Linked DNA regions of Homo sapiens: region 2 is linked to region 1. A link is an interaction called in ENCODE POLR2A ChIA-PET data of the cell type or tissue named here. Cell type or tissue: PC-9. All regions are shown on one strand. Links, peaks and the distances in the headings refer to the core of each region. The heading gives the core; the rest is flanking DNA.

Region 1 (10,005 bases), core at 1,267-9,266:
AAAATGCTAAGGTCCCAGAAAACAGTGAAAGACTAGTGAATTTCTAAACTCAGAACACTGAAGGACAATGTTATCAAACTTACATAGATAGGTCTTTTACCATTTTTCAAAAGTGTCAAAAATAATACTGTTCTTTGTAAAAAATACACACACAGATATATAAGATAGAAAGAGCAAGTACCTTTCTTCTCTTCTGGTCTGACTACTCAGAAGCAACTGCTCTATTACTTTGGGTTTTATCCTTCCAGATCTTTTCCCCATCAATTATAATCACACACACACACACAATTATAAAATTTGACGTGTGGGTGTGCTGTTTGACAATTTTTTTTCATTTAACAATATATCATAACTCCTTCCCATGCCAGTAGACTTGACTCCAATGTAATTGTTTTAAAGGTACATTATATCTCATACTGTGGTGCTCCATAATTTATTTATATATTACCTTACCTGTAATAATTCATAATGTTTTACTAATTAATATATTTATTTGCCATTATACACAATGCACAGTCAAGCATCTTTGAGCACATGTACAAATATTTCTTTAGGATAAATTCCTAAAAGTGGAATTGAGGGTGAGAGGTGTGTAGATTTAAAATTTTGATAGATACAAGGTGGGCAGATCACGTGAGGTCAGGAGTTCAAGACCAGCCTGGCCAACATGGCAAAACCCCATCTCTACTAAAAATACAAAAATTATCTGGGCATGGTGGCGGATGCCTGTAATTCCAGCTATCCAGGAGGCTGAGGCAGGAGAATCGCTTTAACCCGGGAGGCGGAGGTTGCAGTGAGCTGAGATTGCACCATTGCACTCTAGCCTGGGTGATAGAGCAAGACTCTGTCTCAAAATAATAATAATAAAATAAAATTTTGATAGGTAATGACTAATTGCCCTTCACAAATGTTCTGATTTGTCTTCCCAGCAACATTCTCATATCCTGACACCAGATAGTAAGAATTTTAAATTGCTGATTTGATGGGCAAAGATTTTCAATTTGTCTATATTTGCGTATTTTTGATTTCTGATGAGCAATCTACAGATATTTGAATTATTCTCCTATAAGTAGTATGTCAACTTTCTGGCTACTTTCCAAAGTTTTGTTCATCCTAGTTTCTAGCATTTGGATTACAGCATGACTGGGCATAATTTTTTGGGTTTATCCTGTTTGTAGCTCACTGAGCTTCTTGAATCCATAGGTTTATGTCTTTTGCCAGATTTGGGAAGTTTTTAGCCATGATTTTTCCAGTATTTTTCCTCTGCTCTGGGACCCTAATGACACAACTGTTCGAGATTTTGATATTGATTCACTCACTGGTCCCTGAGGATTTGTTCATTTTTTTTCCCCCAATTCTATTTTTCTTTGTTGTTTATATTGGATAATTTCTACTGGTTAATCTAGTAAGTTTAAAAATTTTAGGTTTTATGTTTTTAGTTCTAAAATGTACATTTGGATCTTCTTTATACCTTCTGCTTCTCTACTGAGACTTTCTATCTTTCCATTAATCTCAAGAGTCCTCTTCCTTACTTCTTAGATTTTTTTTATAATAGCCCCTTTAAAGTCTGTCAGAAAATTCCCACATCTGCATCACCTCAGCATTGGCATCTGTTGGTTGTCTTTTTTCATGTGGGTTGAGATTTGATGGTTCATTTTATTTTGAGGGCTGTAGGCAGAATAAAGTCTCATCAAAGATGTCCATGTCTTACTTCCTCAAACCTGTGAATATGCTATGTTACATGACATAAAGGATTTCAGGTTGCAACGCATTAAGGTTGCAAATGCAATTATGGTTGCTTGTCTACCGACCTTGAGGAGAGGAGAGTATACTGGATTATCCAGGTAGGCCAAATATAATCACAAGCATCCTTAAACGCAGAAAACATTTCCTGGCTGTGTTTAGAAAGGGTTGTGACAGCAGAAGAAAGATCAGAGAGATGTTACATTGCTGACTTTGAAGACGAAGAAAGGGGTCCATAAGCCAAGGAATGTGGGCAGCCCCTAGAAGCAGAAAAGGGAAGGGACAGATTCTCCCTGAGTGCCTCCAGAGGGAACCTGCCCTGCTGACACCTGAACTTAGTCCAGTGAGACTGATTTTGGACTTTCGACCAGCAGAACTTTAACATTTAAAACGCTGTGTTGTTTGAAGCCACTAACTGGCTTAAAACGTAAACGACCACTAAGTTTGTGGTCATTTGTTTCAGCAATAGAAAACTAACGTGCCGAGTAACTTTGCATTGTATCCTGGCTGTTATGTTATGAGACTATTGGTTTTGTTTATGTACTTTGTGACTATTGATATTAATGTTTTAACAAGCAATTCAACCTAGGTGGATTCAGGTGGAACATTTTGCCAGCCTTCTGTGGGTTGTAGTTCAATGTCAATTCTGTTGTTCAAGCCTTTGTAGCTACTCAGATCTTTCTCCTGTTTTTGCCAAAGTCATTCCTCATAGCCTTTGGTGTGCTGTTTAGGATCAGATCGACACATACCCAGTACAGGATTGAGCCCAGGAGTTTATAAACAACTGTATGTGGCCACTTTCCTGAGTTATTCCCTTTTTGGGTTCTCGCTAGTACCTTTCAGTTCTCTGTGGCTCCTCTTTAATATCCTCTGGCCAGGAAGCCAGTGCTCTGTTTACCCTGCTGGGCTGCATGCTTCCTATGAACGTGGCCACATTTGGGCCAAGTAGTACGAGAACAAAGAGAGAGGGAAAAGAAAGGAATGGGGGTTCCCCATCCCCTTGACACCAGAGCTCCTCCAATCAGAGTGGAACGGTTCTCTGTGGGACCCCACCACTGCTGCTGTCACTGCCACTGCTGTGGGTGCCACAGGATTGCCTGGGGTGGAGTGTGAAAGAATGAAGAAGAGAAAGAAAAGACGGAAAGATGGGATTTCCCCCACACTCACTCAGCATTACCTGCACCTTGAGCCAGAACAAGATGGCACCCTTTCTATCCACACCTGGTGCTCACTTCTGAATTTTGGGCTACCGCAAACCCAGGCTAGGGGCTACGGAGCAGAAAGGGAACACTCACTGTTGATTCACTGACAGTTTGAGTTCTGGTCTTCTTTCTTAATCCATCTGCTACCATTTACTTTTCAGAGTCCTCAGATAGGCACGCCATGTGTTCTGTTCAGATTTTATTGTTGCAATGAGGGTGGAATGTGCTTGCCCCTGCCTCTCCTCTTAGTGGCTGCTAACACATTTTCCCTTAGGGGTTCTGTTCTATCAGGGCAGGCTGTGTCATGGCCTCACCACAGCTCCCTCTTTTCTTGCTGCCCTTAAATGAACTTAAACAGGCCACAGCCCAACATAAATCAATCGTGACAGAGCAGCACTCTTTATCAGTGCCACTTACCTGTTCCTGCCTACCTTGTGTTCTAGGACTTTTATTGGAAAAGCCACATAGAGGTCAAACTCTGTCTAGCTATCCGTCTATAAAGAAATCCAGACAGCGTAATGCAGCATTTTATGAACAACAAGTGGATCTTCTGGGAATGACAGAATCCTCCCTACGAATTAGAAGCATGGAAGGATTCGTTACACTTTAACATGTAAGCATGTTACCTACAACAAACTGTTGCCTTTCTAATATAAACTAGTTCCTCCTCACTGAAGAGTGGTGGAAATCTTTTGATGGTGTGGCTAAGAGAATGGAGTTTGCTCAGGTGTGAGCTTGTCCTCTTGTTCACGTCTCCGTGTGTGCCTGAACTTTGAGAAAGCGTTCTTATACGAGGAGGTTCCTTATTGTTTTTTGGGAACGCTGTAAGTCACTGCTCATGTTCAAAGTCCATCTATTGTATTGCAAGGACAGCTTTTCATCTTTTCCTTTATACTCTCAGAAGTGCTGATCCTTATTTTACATATTTTTCCCTTAATGTTTTTCCCTGTTTGCTTAATATTGCTGCTTGGTTTCCTAACCTGAGCAGTGTGTTGTCTGACCATCTGCCTCTGTTTTCTGCCCTTTTGTTTATGATTGGTCTATGCCAAAAATAATGGGTTTTTAAACTCCTTTTATTAAGAAAAACAGATAACCCTCATTGGGCAGAGAAAAAGGAGGCCAGGATGCTTCTGTGCTACCAGTAAACATTCCTGCTTAATTATTTCTTACCCAATTGTCATGTAGGCCAGTGCTTATCAAACATTAATATGCATATGGAATCATCTGAGGATTTTATTAAAATGCACTCTGATTTAGTTAGTCTGGGTTGGGAACTGAAGGTCTGCATTTCAGATACACTCACCCGTGATATTGATGCTGCTAAGCCTGCTGTCAGCACATTCAGGAGCTAGGACAGAGGCTATACAAGAGCATTTATCATTTGTATTTTAAGAGCTTTACTGATAGTGGCAGTGGTTTAAAAGAGAATACAAAAAACAAACCTGGGAATGTTACGTTGTTTAAGAAATGTTACTAAGCTCTTCTGATCATTGTCTCAGGTTGGTTCCCTGGGAAGCTTACTCTGAGATGGAGATTAGCACGTGGGGACGTATTAGGTAGAGTTCTTCTCTGTGAAAGAGGCAGAGGAAGCCGTGGAACTGTGATGCAGTCTCTGAAGGAGGGATGCCGCCTTAGAGTTTTCCTGAGCTCAGGGGAAGAGGGCTGAGCCTTTATAACAAACTCTGCCCAGTCATTGGATGCAGGCTGCCCCAGGAAGGGGCTGTGACCTTGAGCAAGGGGACTCTCATCACTGAGGCACTTCCTGTCCAGAGCAGGCAGCTACGACTGTTAGTAACAGGGCTTTCAGTACCAGAGGGACCATGTGGTGAAACATCCTGGCACACACGCAGTGTGGACCCCGGTCTTTCCTCTAGCAGATGAGCTAGTTTGAGCCCTCCTCTTCATTCTTATGCTGAAATTAACACCCTCAAACATAATTCCTTCTCACTACCTGGGCCTGAAAAGCCAACTGCAGTTGTCAACTAGCGTCAGTTCAAGCCCCTTGGTGGATACATTTTTTAAAATTTCTAGGCTAGATTTTTCAACATTGGGAAGATTCCTTTTAACATTTCTTCATAGCTTCCTTCTAAATCAGAGGTTCTGATGGTCATAAGAAAATCTCTATCTGAGACTGAGGGAGTGATTTGAAGCCTAAAAAGAAATGGTCTCTCTTCCTTGCAGAGAACAAAGGCCTTGAGTTATACATAGGCTGAATTAAAAAGAGAAGCGTTAGGACTGAAAAAGTCCATTTGTAGAGGAGTGAGGACAGAAAGAGCATAGGACAGGCTGTTTAATGATTTAAACTTATGCCTTATTGCATAATGTGAACTTTAACCTCTGCTAAGTATAGTTTGTGCCCTGAGAATCCTTCACACTTTAGTAAAAATAGTTGCACACTTGAATGGTGCCTGTGTGTGATGACTGCAGGGAAAAGGGCTGGGAGGTGCTGGGAGAGGAAGGAAGAGAAGCCAGGAACCCCTGGGGCAGGGTATCTTGAGTCATCTTGCCATTTAAATGCTCTAGGCAGCAATGGAGGGAGTTGTCCAACAGAAACAGCAGCAGGAGGCAGCTGGAGGCAGCTGGATGGTGGCCTGGAAGTTCCCTAGGCAACTGTGTAATGAAGCTGTGGGCTGCACCAAAGTACACCACTGCCTCCATACACCTTGCTTCTGTTGGTACCTCCTACTGGAGCTGAACTGTGACATGTAGGGGACAAAGCTTCCTGCGCAAGGTAGATTCTTGCAGCCCGAACATTGGGAAATCTAGTCCTCCAGTGTGAGAAATGTAGTCATTGAAGAGTGTGGGTCATGGAAAAGAGCCAGATACCAGGGAGCGGGAGCTCACTCAGGGCCTGGGCAGGAGCTCTACACAAAGGAAAGCACAAGAGCAGAGGGCCACACATGCCCTACAGTGGACTGGAGACCCCCTTGACTGGGAGGGATCCCTGTGTCACCACTGGACACAGACTGATGCCCGAGATCAGGGCCAGGGTTGGGAATTCTGAGTTCAACTCCGATGCATGGGCTAAAGAAAATACAAGAGGAATAAAGAAAAAGCAAATCTGGTTTTGCTTTTTTCACTGGGGTGACTGTAGGCACCAAAGGCATCAATTGTTGCTATTTACTTACTCCAGCTCCATGCCCTGATCCCTGTGGCACCAGAATTTTCCATATGCTTTCTGTACAGAGATGAGAATGGAAATGGTATCTGATGCCCCTGGGAAGGACTGTGTTGACTTATTTGTGCAATCATCTGAGGCATTTTATGAGGGCTAGGTTGTCAGAGAATCATGTCATGCAGGTAGAAGTAACGCAAGGTATGTCTGACAGAGAGCAGAGATGTCTCTGCCAGCCTTCACCCTATTCCCTAAGAGATTCTTCTGATGGCTTGATGCACATAGGAAAAACTTTATACAAATGAAGGCACACAGAAACTTCTCAACCGAACAAAATGATGCAAAACATTGAACAGATAGAACCACATCCTGGGGGATTATGGGTGCCCAGCCATTGATTTACATGAATATTTATTCCAGCAAGAAGGGAGAGAGCAGAAGCCAGGAAGGATTCAGTTGTATGGATCCTGTACTAAACACTTTTTCACAAATACCATAATTATCTTTCCTTTTATTCTTCCTTCACTAGATGACTTCAGGCTACTTCTTTGCTATTGCCACCTAAATGTAGGAAGAAGAGTTAAACTTATTGAGAAACTGCTATATACTTCATATGCTAATCTACAATAACCCAATGGGATAAAAAAATTTTTTAAAAACACATGAAGGAAACTCAGAGAGAATAGGTGTATGTGTCAGGGTTGGGGATTTTAAGCCCAGTTCTGATACCAAAACCTTGCTCTTATCAAACCCAGTTCTGATACCAAAACCTTGCTTTTATCAAACCCAGTTCTGATACCTAAACCTTGAGATAAGGTGATTCTCAACCCTATCTGCCTATGCACATCACCAAAGGAAGCTTGGAAAACACCAGTGCTCTGGACCCACCCCAGGCCAAATAAATAAAAAACTCTGGCTATGTAGGTTGGCACTGTACTGTAAAAATACCTCTCTGAATGATTCTAATGGATCCAGGCTTGAGAATCACGAGGCTCACTATACTTCCTCCTTCCCATTACCGGCAGGAGAAGCCCTGTGTTCCAGCCATCTGCACACTCTTTGGCTTTTCAGAAACATCCCAATCCTTCCAGCTTGTCCACAGAGCCCCAACAAATGAAAGACACATTTGAAGGTCTAAAGGTCATTCTCTTTATAACAAATGTGTGCAAGACATAACTGATGCAGGCATTCTTGTTAGCGGCATATAAATGAGTCTGATGAACACAATTTGAATTGCGCTGGAAGCAAAACAGCAGCTCTGAGAGATGTTTACTAATTGTTCTGCATTTGTTACATGATGTAGTAGGAAAAGCACTGCATTTGGAGCCATAAACACAAGATTCTTGTTTCTGTCTGCCTGCTAGCTAGCTTTAGTGTATGAAGAAAATTTCTTTACCCACCTGGACCTCAATTCGCTTACTTGTAGAATGTGGGTGTAGGATTTGAGGATATCTGAAATTACTTCCACCATCTGCCATGTGGATCAGGACATCACTGCTGTCTCAAAACCTTACAATATTCATCTAGAAGAAGGCTGTGTCATCTAGTCAGTGAGAGTTTACCTTAAATTTTTAAATCTTTTTATGTAAGCAAAAGTTATGAAATCACAAAAAGCTGTTTTCCCAAATAAAAATTAGGCCAAGATCTCTCTGTCTCTCTTAATACCCTTTAAAGAACAGTCTGAGGTAATTTAGAGAGTCTAATACTTATGCTTAAATGTTCATTACAGGTTTCTTCAGTGACATGTGCGACCTTGACTTTTAATTATTCAAGAGTGGCAAGTATGGAACCTAAAGTGGATTGTTGACACAAGATGCCTGGAAATAAGGTAACCCTTCTCTCTTTTTCTCAAAGTAGTTTTTGATGGAAGTATTAAAGATGCATTCGTTCTAGAGAAGATTAATTTAGCCCAGTGGTAATTCTGAAATTTAGGCATTATTCATATTTGCTGACAATGAATATTAGAGGAAGTCCAAGGACATAGCCCAGTGAGGCTTTTACTAGCTTAGGGCTTGTACAATGCAGATGCCCAGAGACCCAATGGTAGGCCTGTCCTGGAATGGGAACTGCCAATTTCCTAAAGGGCTGATTTGCAGCCTTCTACCAACGCCTTTCTAAGGCACCACGGAGCAGTAGATGTGCTCTGACAAATCGGCTGAAGCGTGCAAGGCTCTGCTGAGAAGTCGGCCACTTAATTGTAGGTGCAAATGGGAGCTGGGAGTAGACACTTAGTGATATTGATTAATTCTGTGTTTCCAAACTGAGCTCAAAGGTGTCCAGGGTCTTGCAAGATGTCCCAGAGGAGGACTCAGAAGGAGCAGGAGATGCTGAGCAGGGAAGGTCACTAGAACCGCCTTCTGATGCAGCCTGAGAGGCTGTAATTTTCTGCATTGCACCTCTCTAGGTTTTCTTGGGGAAAATGTCCTTTGGCAAACAAATAAAACCTTGACTTGAACTTCATTGGAAATTGCTCTTTCTTAAAAGCTATTCTCCAGAATTCTATCCTTAGGTCTTCTCTCACACTACATCAGCAAGCACTTTTCCTTCTAACACCCTATGACCTGTTGGTGATGTTTCCTTGTATTGCTTCTACTAAACAACTCTTCCAACCCCATGGAAGTGCATTCTCACCTGACTCAGCCAAGAAATATTTAACCAGCATCTACTCCTGAGGAGAGCAACACCTTTTTCACTTCCATAAGCAGGACCTACAGGACCTCATAAAAGGAATCCTCCCCTCTGTGAAGATTTATATTTTTTAAATAGCACAAGTTAAAGAAGAGTTTCTTACCATTTGCCTGGGCCCTGAAGTTCAGCCTTTGATTGGCAGATGGGTGATCATGCTCACCCAAGTCACTTCAGGGGCCAGCAATGAGCTTGGAGGGGCAGGATTCAGCTTGAACTCCTATCCCACTCCCTCCCACCCTCTCCAGAGCTCACAGGCCAGTTAGGCTTTTCTCTCCCTTCTTTTTTAATGGGACACTACCTTGGGAGATGGCCTGTATAGGTCCAGAGTGAAAGGCTTCACATTCCAAGGAGTAATCACAAACTGGAACAAATCCCTCTAGAAAGTTCACAGGTGCAGACTGTGAGAATAGTATGTTCCAGTCTGAGGTACTTACGAGCCTGAATACCACGGCTCCCAGCTGGCACAGGTGTTTACCGAGAGCTGGACAACCCATTTTTGTCTTGAGGCAGGCTTTTTGCCCCATTAACAGTTCTGTTTCAACAGTCTGGTGGTTTTAGATTCACTTCTCCCCTCCCCACACCGCTTAGCCATAATAAAGATAGGCTATGGAGATCAGATTTCTCTTTGTACACTGTGTTTTCATTCCTTCTGATTAAACATTTCCTGTGTTTTCCTAGCCTGTGACAATCCTGTCAAAGCCTCGGTCCGGTTCTCAAGCCTCCAGCCCTTAGCCCCAATTCTTGTGAAATCAGGATAGGGGCTACGTTCTCTCAAGGCTTAGGGCCCAGGTTTTCTTCCTAAGAAAACATCTTTGAAGATAACAACGGATTGTTAATTACTTGGAGATCCCCAGGCCCAGATGCAGGTGTGCCTCATCTTTTGCATGATATACTCCCTGAAATGAGAAAGTATTTTCATGCATGAGTGCATAAATTCATTCTTTAAGGGGAGGAAAAAAACTACTTTTGAAATTGCTCCCTAATTAATCTGTAGGTTTGGATTTTTATAAACATTGAGTTTCCTTCTGGTCTAATCGTGACGCCCCCAACTCACCACCCCTGAAGGCAGAGCATTTCCTTCTCCCTGTGAATGCCCCCATTGCTCCTCTCTTGTCCTGTCCCACAGAGAATGAGCCCAGACTCCCTTCTACTTTTCTGCCATTGTTTGTCTTACTCTACCCCGGGCTCACACAGCCTGCTTCTGAATGGTGCCCTTGTGGGTGAGATGCTTCTGAAGCCTGTGGCAGGAACAGCGAG
Region 2 (10,005 bases), core at 1,037-9,036, 140 kb after region 1:
ACGCTTGAATTGGGAGGATCTTATTTTTATATGTGCAGGGCTGGGCATTGATGGCTATGAAAGAAGCTGGGAACTGGATACTTCCCCCACATCCCTGCAACCTGCAGACTTCAATCATGGAGGAGTGTGCTGTGCTCGTGGAAATACAGAATGCAGAGAAGCTGCCATTTCCAGCAGGGCTGAGCGCCCACATGTAGACTGTTGTCCCATAGGCAGCATGGGTCCAGCACATCTCAGAGAAATAAGAGCCCCAAACCCCAGGGAACAGCTGTGCTGTCAGTAGCACCATTATAGCTTTGCCAGATCTGAGGAGACTTTCTTTTCTGCCTCACTGTTAGTAAGTTTTAGTTGTTTCACTAATGGTGTGTGAATACAGTCCTGATGTCCCCCATCAATCAACAAAATCTGATTTTCTCCCAGTGAAATCTCCCAATCCCCCAAGTCAGCTGTCTGCTTGTACTGAGAGAAGCAGGAAGATCTCCATGCACTGACTGCATCCTCTGTAAGACAGGAGTGAGGTCGGCTTACTCCAGACCTCAGTGCCCAGGATGACCATCGCCCTGATCACTCTTTGTTGATTGATCCTTGGGGAAGTCTAATGGGCATTTGCCATTCAGTGGTGGAGGGGTGGCTACCAAGGTTGTTGGGCATGAAAAGGCAAGAATGTTATGAAAATCTGAGAAACAAGAGAGGAAGAGCAACCTCTTACCCTGAGAGCAGGTAAAGATGGGGAAGGGTATGAGGTGAATGAGGTGAAGAGCAAGAGAAGAGCTGGAGCAGGTGTACCTGCCTCAAAGGATGTGAAGGACTTAAAGTGGAGCCACACAGGGGACCATGGTCAAAGGACTGGAATAGGGCCAATGGGAGGGTGTGGAGGGGGTCACACAGGTGGGTCAGACAGAGGGCAAGAGTGTCTAGAAGACTGTTTCATTCTCTCTTCCTCCATTGGTGCCTCTTTTCAAACAAGCTGCTCCAAAAAGAGGCAGTGCTCAGTCTATGAATTTAAGGACAATATTCGCTTATGGAGAAAGGAACCTTCTTCTGTTTGAATCCTCAAAATATACTCTGAGGCATATCTTCATGGGGTGCACAATTTTAAATTCAAAAACTAAGTAAATTCAACTGGGAAGTAAGAAGTATCATGCAGTTTGGATAAATTGGCAATTAAATTTTTAAATCAACATTTGTAAAGTGCTACATAATTTAAAAGAATTTTACACATAACTCACTCAGTTCTTAAAATAACTCGTAAAATCCATTTTATAGAGGTAAAACTAAAGCCTTAAAAAATTCAAATGAGGCCACAGAGCTAACAAGTGGCCATCAGAGATTTCCTAATCTTACTGTTTTATCTCCTCATGCATTATTTTTTTCACTATACCAATCAAGGGTATCAGAGGGCTATTACTTGAAGCTCATGAGGGGGTGTCAATGTATCTGTGAACAATCTGTGAACCTCCCAAAATCACATGCAGAATTTGCACAAGTGCATGTGTGATCTTTTCTGGTAATTAAGTCCATAGTTTGTGCAGATTCATTAAAGTTTTCATGGCGGCCAGGCGCGGTGGCTCACGCCTATAATCCCAGAACTTTGGGAGGCCGAGGTGGGCAGATCTCCTGAGATTGGAGTTCAAGACCAGCCTGACCAACATGGAGAAACCTCATCTCTACTAAAAATAAAAAATAAGCCGGGCATGGTGGCGCATGCCTGTAATCCCAGCTACTAGAGAGGCTGAGGCAGGAGAATCGCTTGAACCTGCCTCAAGCGAGGCAGAGGTTGCAGTGAGCCGAGATTGCGCCATTGCACTCCAGCCTGGGCAACAAGAGTGAAACTGCGTCTCAAAAAAAAAAAAAAAAAAAAAAAAAAAGATTTCATGGCATGCAGGAAATTAAACAGCACCTATAAAAGGATAAAAGGAAATGGTGTCTCCTGCCCTATATATACACCAGTGCCATGACAAACCAAAATTAAACTGTGAGACAAAGTTTAATAACTTCCAAACTAATCCCTTTATAACTACACCAATGTATTTGGCATTTGGTTGCATAAACATTCAGCTCAATTGATTCTTCATTTGTATTGGAACGTTTTGGCTCTGCATAGACACAACCTCACTCTCTCTTGTCCTCACTGTTCCCTGTGTCTCTTCCTCCCCTTCTCACACAGCCTGAGGAGGCGAGATGGTAGGCAGGCAGGGGCAGGAGATAAATTTTCTTAGGGGCCTCTTTAGAATATGATTCTCTAGCCTCTTTAACAGGTACTCTTGGTTTCCCACCCAGAACCTCAGTTTTTCCCAACATGAACATTCCTCAGTGGGGCCATGGACTTTCCAGAATTTGGCCTTATTCTCAGTCTTAGCATATCAATCTTGGTAATCTGACCAATGACAGTAATTTTATTCCCCTTGCTAGCAATTGGTTTAAGAAGGAACATGCAACTCAATTCTGGTCAATGAAATTGGAGGATAACTCTTCTGCGGATACTTCTGGGAAATGTTATTAGCTCTCAAAAGAACTATAAGAAATATAGAGTTTTCTTTTCTGCCTCTGAATGTATTTGCACACAGATATAATCACCAGAGCTCTGGCAGCCATCTTGCAGTCATGAGGGAAAACAGCTGATGTGGTGAAGATGGCCAAGCAAAAGCATAGAAAGACCCTGGCTCCTTGGTGAATTAAGCATCCCTGGAACTCGCCTCCTTTGAAACACCATATTATGTGAAATAGTTAATTCCCTCATTGTTTCAGCCACTTCAAAAGGAGTTGATAGTTGTTGGCAGAAACATTCTAATGAGTATAAGCCCATGCCATGGAATCACCTTCTGTGGAATGACTTCAAGTAAAATAATTTTGCTATTGTTTCCTTTTTCTTTTTCTTTCTTTCTTTCTTTCTTTTTTTTTTTTTTTTAGATATGGGGGTCTCAATCTGTCACCCAGGCTGGAGTGCAGTGGTGTGATCATAGCTCATTGCAGCTTTGAACTCCTGGGCTCAAGTGATCTTCCCACCTCAGCCTTCCAAGTAGCAGGCTTATACCACCATACCAGGCTTATTTTACTACTTTTTAGATAAACCCACCTTATAGAGAATGAAGAGCCAGTGTAGCCAGGTAAATGATCAAGATAGGAAGATTTCAGTTAGGTCTCACATGTTAACCTATCTAACCCCAAATGGTAAATTTCAGAAGGGATTTTTGGATAATTATTTAGGGGATTTTTAAGCTCTGATCAATGGACCTCTATAACTATGTAGGGATGCTCTACGAACCTATGAATATTTGATTCAAGTTTATTTAGAATATTGTTTTACAATTAAACATTCTTCAATTTAAAAAACGATTCACAGTTAGATGTTTTACACATCAAATGTTTACATATTGGAGACAACTATTATATTAAATTGTACTTCCAGTTTTACATGCTTCTTTGTATATAGCTCTTGCCATAATTGTTTTGTAAATGTTCATTGATTCAGAACATAGTAGCTCTGTACGGGTCCTTTCCCTATTATTATTTTTGTTATTGTTTTGGGTGTCTTTTGTCTTTGAGAGACAGGGTCTCACTTTGGCACCAGGCTGTCCTTTGTACTGCAGTGGCCCAGTCATAACTCACTGTAGCCTTAAACTCCTAGGCTCATGCCATTCTCCCATCTCAGCCTCCTGAGTAACTAGGACCACAGGCACATACCACCATGCCTGGCTAATTTTCTAAAAAAAAAATTGTAAAGATAGGGTCTCCCTATGTTGCCTAGGCTGGTCTTGAACCCCTGGCTTCGAGCGTTTCTTCAGCCTCTTATTGTTATTTTTTAATGTAGCCCTCCCTATCTCTATTTACATAAAATTATACACATGAGTATCAAACATAGCATACAGAGGCCCTATGAAATTCAACGTCAAGTAAAATATACTTTTGCTTAGCACCTTGTGTAATCATGGTACAATAATCGGTATTAAAATAACAATTGAACAAGTTTTGTGATGGAGAGATAATGTCATATTAGTCACACTTTTAGAATCTATTGCATGATTTAAATATTTCTTTTTTAAAAAAGCTAAATAAGCTCACTTTGGCAAAGTGAACCTTCTGGGTTAATTCTATATAATTGGTGAGCAAAGACTTTATTTCTAAAATATGTATTCAGTTTTCCAAGCAAAATAAATTAGTTTATTATTAAAAGGAGGGAGGTCTCAGTCCATGAGTTTGAGAACAATATTTGAGCAAACATCTGACAGAGACTGGCCATGGGGGATTGGGGATATCACTGAACATCTCATAATTGCTAACAATTGGTTGTTACTGTGTGCCCAAAGCTGTTCTAAGGCCTTACCTGTATTGAATGATTTAAACCACCCAATAATCCTATAAGGTAGGTACTATTAATGTGCCCATTTAATAGATGAGAACACCAGGACTGAGGTACTCAGCCAGCAAGTGGTAGTCCCAGGATTTAAACCCAAACTTGCCTCCAGGATCTGAACTCTTATTGACTACAGTGTATTTTCCTTTGAACAATGAAGATTTGCTTCATTGAATAACCTGTTTATTGACTCTGGATCCATGCTGGTCATTGGCCAGCTAAGGAATGAGAACAGGTCTTACATGCTATTATTGAGTCCACTTTGAAAGAAAGCCATCCAAACACTCCTCTCTCAAACTTTCTGACCTGTAATTGCAGGGCATACTAACTCTTCTATTTGCAACTACTCATATGCATGAATTAGGCTTTCTCAATAACTGTGCAACCAAAGCAAAATCAAGAAACATGCTGAATGATAAGGCTGATATAAGACTTCAACAGTCATTGGTCTCTCTTGTTTTCAAATTTTATGTATTCATTGAAGCAATCTTTTTATTTTTCTTATAGATTGACTTGGTGACAAGAAAACGTTACAAAACTAAACTTACAAAATAAATATTATGGTAATGATGTCCACATTTGTTATATGTGATAAACATAAACCTGTCCTTCCTGTTTTGGGCAATGACCTTAGAAAGGTTCTGCAGCTAGAATAAAGCACATATTAGAAAAGCACTTAGGAGCAAGTAATAGAAGTTCAGTGGCTTCAACAAATAGGGGCTTGTTTTTCTGACATAATAAGAAATCAGGAGGTAGATGATGTTGATGGCTTGACAGCTTTACAATGTCAGGGCCAGCATCTCTGTGATTCTCTCAGACTTTCCCTTATGGGCACAAGAAGGCTTATGTAGGTGCGGCCAACACATTCACCCTCCGGGCAGGAAAAGGAGCAAAGAAAACACCTGCCTTTTTTGTCCTCTCTATCAGAAAAGCAAAACTTTCACAGGAAGCTCATGCAGGCTGCTGCCTACCTCTCAGTGGCAAAAACTGTCACATAGTCACTTCAAGTGCAGGGGAGGCTGAGAAAATATTTAGCTTCCCTGAGCTTTATAAGCAAGGTGGGTGAGAGAAAATGAGGTTAGGAATGGATGCTGAGTCAGCCAGTATGCAGTATCTGCCAGGAAGAAAAACAAAGAGTTTCTTGATTACCCTGGGGAAATGCTACCCATACACCCATTTAACAACATTTGATGAATTACTTTTTATTCCCCCAACACCATAGTAGAGGCTAGGAAGTCTTGGAGGATTCATTGCAGAAGCTCTCCTGACCTGAAGACGAGCTTACTAGATGAGCTTGCTAACCAATTTTTCATAGTGCTAAGGAATCATGGGAAATTCTCAATCTCCATTTTTATATAAAACAAAAGAATTGGATTTATTTTTTTCTTTAAAAATGTGTTTATTTTTTAAAAAATCAGTTGTGTACAAAAATGTTTCGTAGTTTTTAACTCTCAAGACAAATACCCAACTCTCCACCCACAGCCCACCCTGCTTCAATGGTATTTCTGGTAACCCACCCATTTTCCCCTTCCAGGAAGTTAATAGCTCAGAATAGACCCTCCTACAGAATTTATCATCACTTACAGATTGTTTAGAATAGAAATCTAGAGAAGCTAACAAACAAGGTTCCCTATAATGGCAGTAGACTTTCAGCAGACGCCACAACAAAGCGCCATCAATTGCTGCAAGCTAAAAAATAGATATTATTTTCAATAATATTTCAGTTTCTATTGGAAAAGTTCTTAAATTACATTAAATGAATCTCTTCCCCCACCCCCAAGAAACAGTCTAGCTTTTATTATGATGTCTGTAAAAAGTAGGTAACGGCAAGCAGACAAGTATCGTTAACAGCATAGTGTAATGATTTGTATTCACTCACACCTAGAATCAAACTGACAAACTGTGCCACACCTGATTATATATAGCAGCATGGTTGAAATAACCAAACAAAAAGTGACACATTCAAAACTTCCATTTAGGTGATTGCAAGTTCATGAGGGTAGATCAGTCCAATAAAGCAGTAACAGAACAAATGGGACAAGGGAGATTCTAACACTCCCTTACCCCTATGCCACAAGATCTTTGATCTATATTGCAGCAGTGTCAATAGAACATGTGACACAATATGTAGACACTGAAGAAAAGTCACAATTGGGAATAAAGGCTATTTATCAGTAAATACTTCAAGTTACCTTCTTCCCAGTGATAGCAACTGGCTGATGGTAAGCATTTATTTTAAATTGGTACTAAAAGAATAGAACTGGATTGCTAAGTACACTTCAAATTCTGGAGCTCCCTGGCTCTGTATAAATAATAATTTTTAAAGGTATTCTCTGTCCCCGCTTCAACATCACTGTCAGTGTTGTTGTCAGCAGCATGTAATAACCCATATTTTCCTAGCAGCTTAAGCAGCCTTTGCATTAATTTGATATGATGGGGGCAACTAGAATGTTGCATGGAAATTATATTTTAAAGGGAAGCAGCATTACAAGCTGAAGAAGCAAGGACAGACAGTAGAAGCTTAGAAAAGGAAGGACAAAGTCAACATAAATAAAAGTAAGAATTGAGAACTTGAAGCTAGCATTAATAGGCAACTCATTGCCATGAATTTTTGTCCTATGATTCTACCACTTGTCAAACCCCCTTTCAGGAACAAGTGGCATGCCTATTTCTGAAGGTAGTTGCTCATCGTATAATCTCAGGTGCTCACCCTGAGTGACCATGTAATACCACAGTCCTTCACACATTCAAGAAATCTTCAGTGAGCACCTGTTATATTCCAAGCACTGCAGCAGGTGCTTGGGACATAAACACAAAATAAGCCTTGGTCACTTACCTTGGGATGCTTATGTCTACTGAGAAAGATGGGCACTTTGACCAAAATTAAAATTCAGTGGGACAAGTTACTGCTATAGAACTGTGAACCCAGTGTAGTGGAAATAGTGAAGATAGGCATCAGTCCTGCCTGATGCAGGTAAGGGGGCAAGGAGTGAATGGGCGCTGAAGGAACAGGAAGAGTCTTCACAGGCAGAGGAAAGGTAACTTTTAGGTGGTACCACAAGGGCAAAGGCATGGACATACATTTAGAAAGTTGCATGACATTCTGTGCGTCTTCCAGAACATAGTGCACCTGGGAGAAGTGGTGAGAGAAGAACCTAGAGAGTTTAACTCATTTGAAAGTGTTTTGAGTGTCTTGCACACAAAAGGTAGGCCCAGAAAATGAAGGCAAAACTGCACTGGATATTGGTTTTTGTTGTCTTGTTTTTGCCGCCGTTATTTCTACCATCCCTGCCCTTTATCACTGGGGCTAGAAGCCTGGGAGCTACTCGCCCCACACTCCTTTACCTTCACATTACTATGATCATCCAGCCAATGAGATGCACTTGCTTACAATTTGGAGATGGGAGGGAGTCAGAAGCAAGCTATACGACTCTCTTTTTCTCTCTGGTAGTGGCTTGTAGATACTTGGGCACTCTCAGAAATGATTTATAAAATCCTCAAGGCAGCCAGCCCTCTCACCTACCCTGTTCACTGCTGTAGGACAGCTGTGACTATCAGTGTCAGTTTCCTGACCTGGATGGCAACAGCAACTTCTTGATGTGAAAGGCAACAACTGCAATGGTGAACCTAAAATCTAGCAGCAGCCTCCCCTGACTTTCACCACTCCACACTCCCAGCCAGTTTGTAAGCACCTAATCTCATCTATTACATCTCTTTGCTTGAAATACCAAGAGCAGTTTCTTTTTTCCTGACTGGACGTTCACTGATACTACATCAATAAAAATGAAGAGAGGAACCTAAACCATCCTTATTTGCAGTCAACATAATTGTCTACCTAGAAAATCTAAGCAAATGTACAATAAGCTTTAGAACTACAAGAAAATTCATCGAGGTGGCTGGATACAAGACTAACTTACAAAAATCCAGTTGTACAAGTCACAGGTCTGGATGTCATCCTTGGTTCTTTCCTCTCTCTCATCTCCCACATCTAATCAATCATCAAGTCCTGTTGATTATTCCTATTCAATATTTCTAAAATGCATCAACATCCCCCTGCCACCACCCTAATCCAGATCGCCATCATTTCTCCCTGTACTACCATAACAGCCCCCTCACTGGTCTTCCCCAATGCAGTTCTAGCTTCTTGCATTCCCTACAGCAAAGCCAGAACGGTCTTTCTGAAACAGTAACCTAATCCAGGCATTGTCCTGCTTCGAAGGCTCCTTGTTGCTCTCAGGAATAATTCCAAACTCCTAAACATGGTTTACAAAGCCCTTCACAATCTGTCCCTTGCCTACTTTTTAGCTTGCTTTCTTTCTCTTCCTTCTCTTTCTTTCTTTCTTCTTTCTTTCTCTTTTTTTCTTTATCTTTCTCTCTCTCTGTTTCTTTCTTTTTTCTTTCTTGCTTCTTTCTTTTCTTTCTTCTTTCTTTCTTTATTCCTTTCCTTTCCTCCTTCTTTCTTTCTTTCTCTTTTTCTTTCTTTCTTTTTTTTTTTGGATACAGGGTCTCACTCTGTCACATATGCTGGAGTGCAGTGGTGCTATCACGGCTCACTGCAACCTCAACCTCCTGGACTCAAGGAATCCTCCCACCTTAGCCTCCCGAGTAGCTGGGACTACAGACCTGTACCATCATACCCAGCTAATTTTGTAGCTTTTGCAGAGAAAGATTTCGCCATGTTGCCCAGGCTGGTCTTGAACTCCTGGAGTCAAGCAATTCACCTGCCATGGCTTCCCAAAGTGCTGAGATTACAAGTGTGTACCACTGTGCCTGGGCTAGCTTTATTTCTTGCTAAACCACACTTCTCGTCTGAGAGCTCCAGCCATATTGTAATTCTCTCACATTCTCAAATAAGACTTTTCATAACTAGTTATCCCCATCTGAAACCCTTTTCTTCTCCTTAGCTCCTCCCTGCCCCTTTAGCTCCTAATCAGCTTTCAAGCTTGGGATTGGCCCTCACTTCCTCTGATCTCCTAAGCTAGATCAGAAGCCATGCCAATGCTCTCCTAACTCCTCATGGCCAACCCAGTCATAGCACTTACCACACTTTATTGTTATTGCTTGTTTAATTGTTGTTCTCCATCAGCCAGTTGTAAGCACCACAAAGGCTGAGAGTGTGTGCATCACTGTACTTTTAGTGCTGATACATGACAGATGCCTATTAAATGTGTACTAAACATAAACTCCTACTATAGGCCCTTCTCAGATGTTGGGCTGAGGGATAAGAGGATGAGGGAAATGGCAGGTGAAGGCAAAGATAACCAAGGCTCTATTGATGGGTTATTGTCCTGCAAAATCTCCCACAGAAGGCCACAGTGAAGTTCATTTACATCTCAGAAAACTCTGAATGTGTTATCTCTAACTTCACACCAAAAGATTCCTAGGTAGCCAATGTGATACAGAGAAAATATAGGGAGATTGAGAATACAAATAACAACCACTCAGTGAGCAACGGCAAAGTATCAGGTATGCTTTGGGTGATGAAGGTGTTCTTGAGTGACGAACACACAGTTGTCTTTGAATCTTCCCAGTATCTTTATAAGGTATGAAGTATTATTATTAGCCTTAGTTACCAATGAGGAACATGAGTCTTAAAGAAGGTAAATAACTTTCTCAGAGCCATCAATTGGTAAGTGACAACTAGGATTTGA

Evidence for each region. ChIA-PET counts read pairs that join two places held together with the same protein. Peaks named below come from ENCODE experiments on the same cell type or tissue, not always from the same donor. Only the 100,000 strongest peaks of a DNase experiment are listed, where the experiment ranks them.
Region 2: POLR2A ChIA-PET joins it to region 1 with 10 read pairs; 3 of 35 experiments call an interaction of 5 or more read pairs at or near these places.

What each region holds. Positions count from the first base shown.
Region 1 is chr1:116,329,731-116,339,735 of GRCh38, reverse strand. It overlaps LOC105378920 (a long non-coding RNA gene), which reads left to right and starts at 3,418. Exons shown (of 5, transcript XR_001738197.2): 1 at 3,418-3,558; 2 at 7,790-7,888. In PC-9, for the core only: no CTCF peak of the experiment used is centred there; DNase peaks (open chromatin) are centred at 5,435 and 8,695; H3K4me3 peaks cover 900 bases; H3K27ac peaks cover 3,079 bases.
Region 2 is chr1:116,190,242-116,200,246 of GRCh38, reverse strand. No RefSeq gene overlaps it. Among named protein-coding and RNA genes, the nearest start is that of MAB21L3, 84 kb to the right of the region's middle. In PC-9, for the core only: no CTCF peak of the experiment used is centred there; DNase peaks (open chromatin) are centred at 4,576, 4,976 and 5,436; H3K4me3 peaks cover 519 bases; H3K27ac peaks cover 1,265 bases.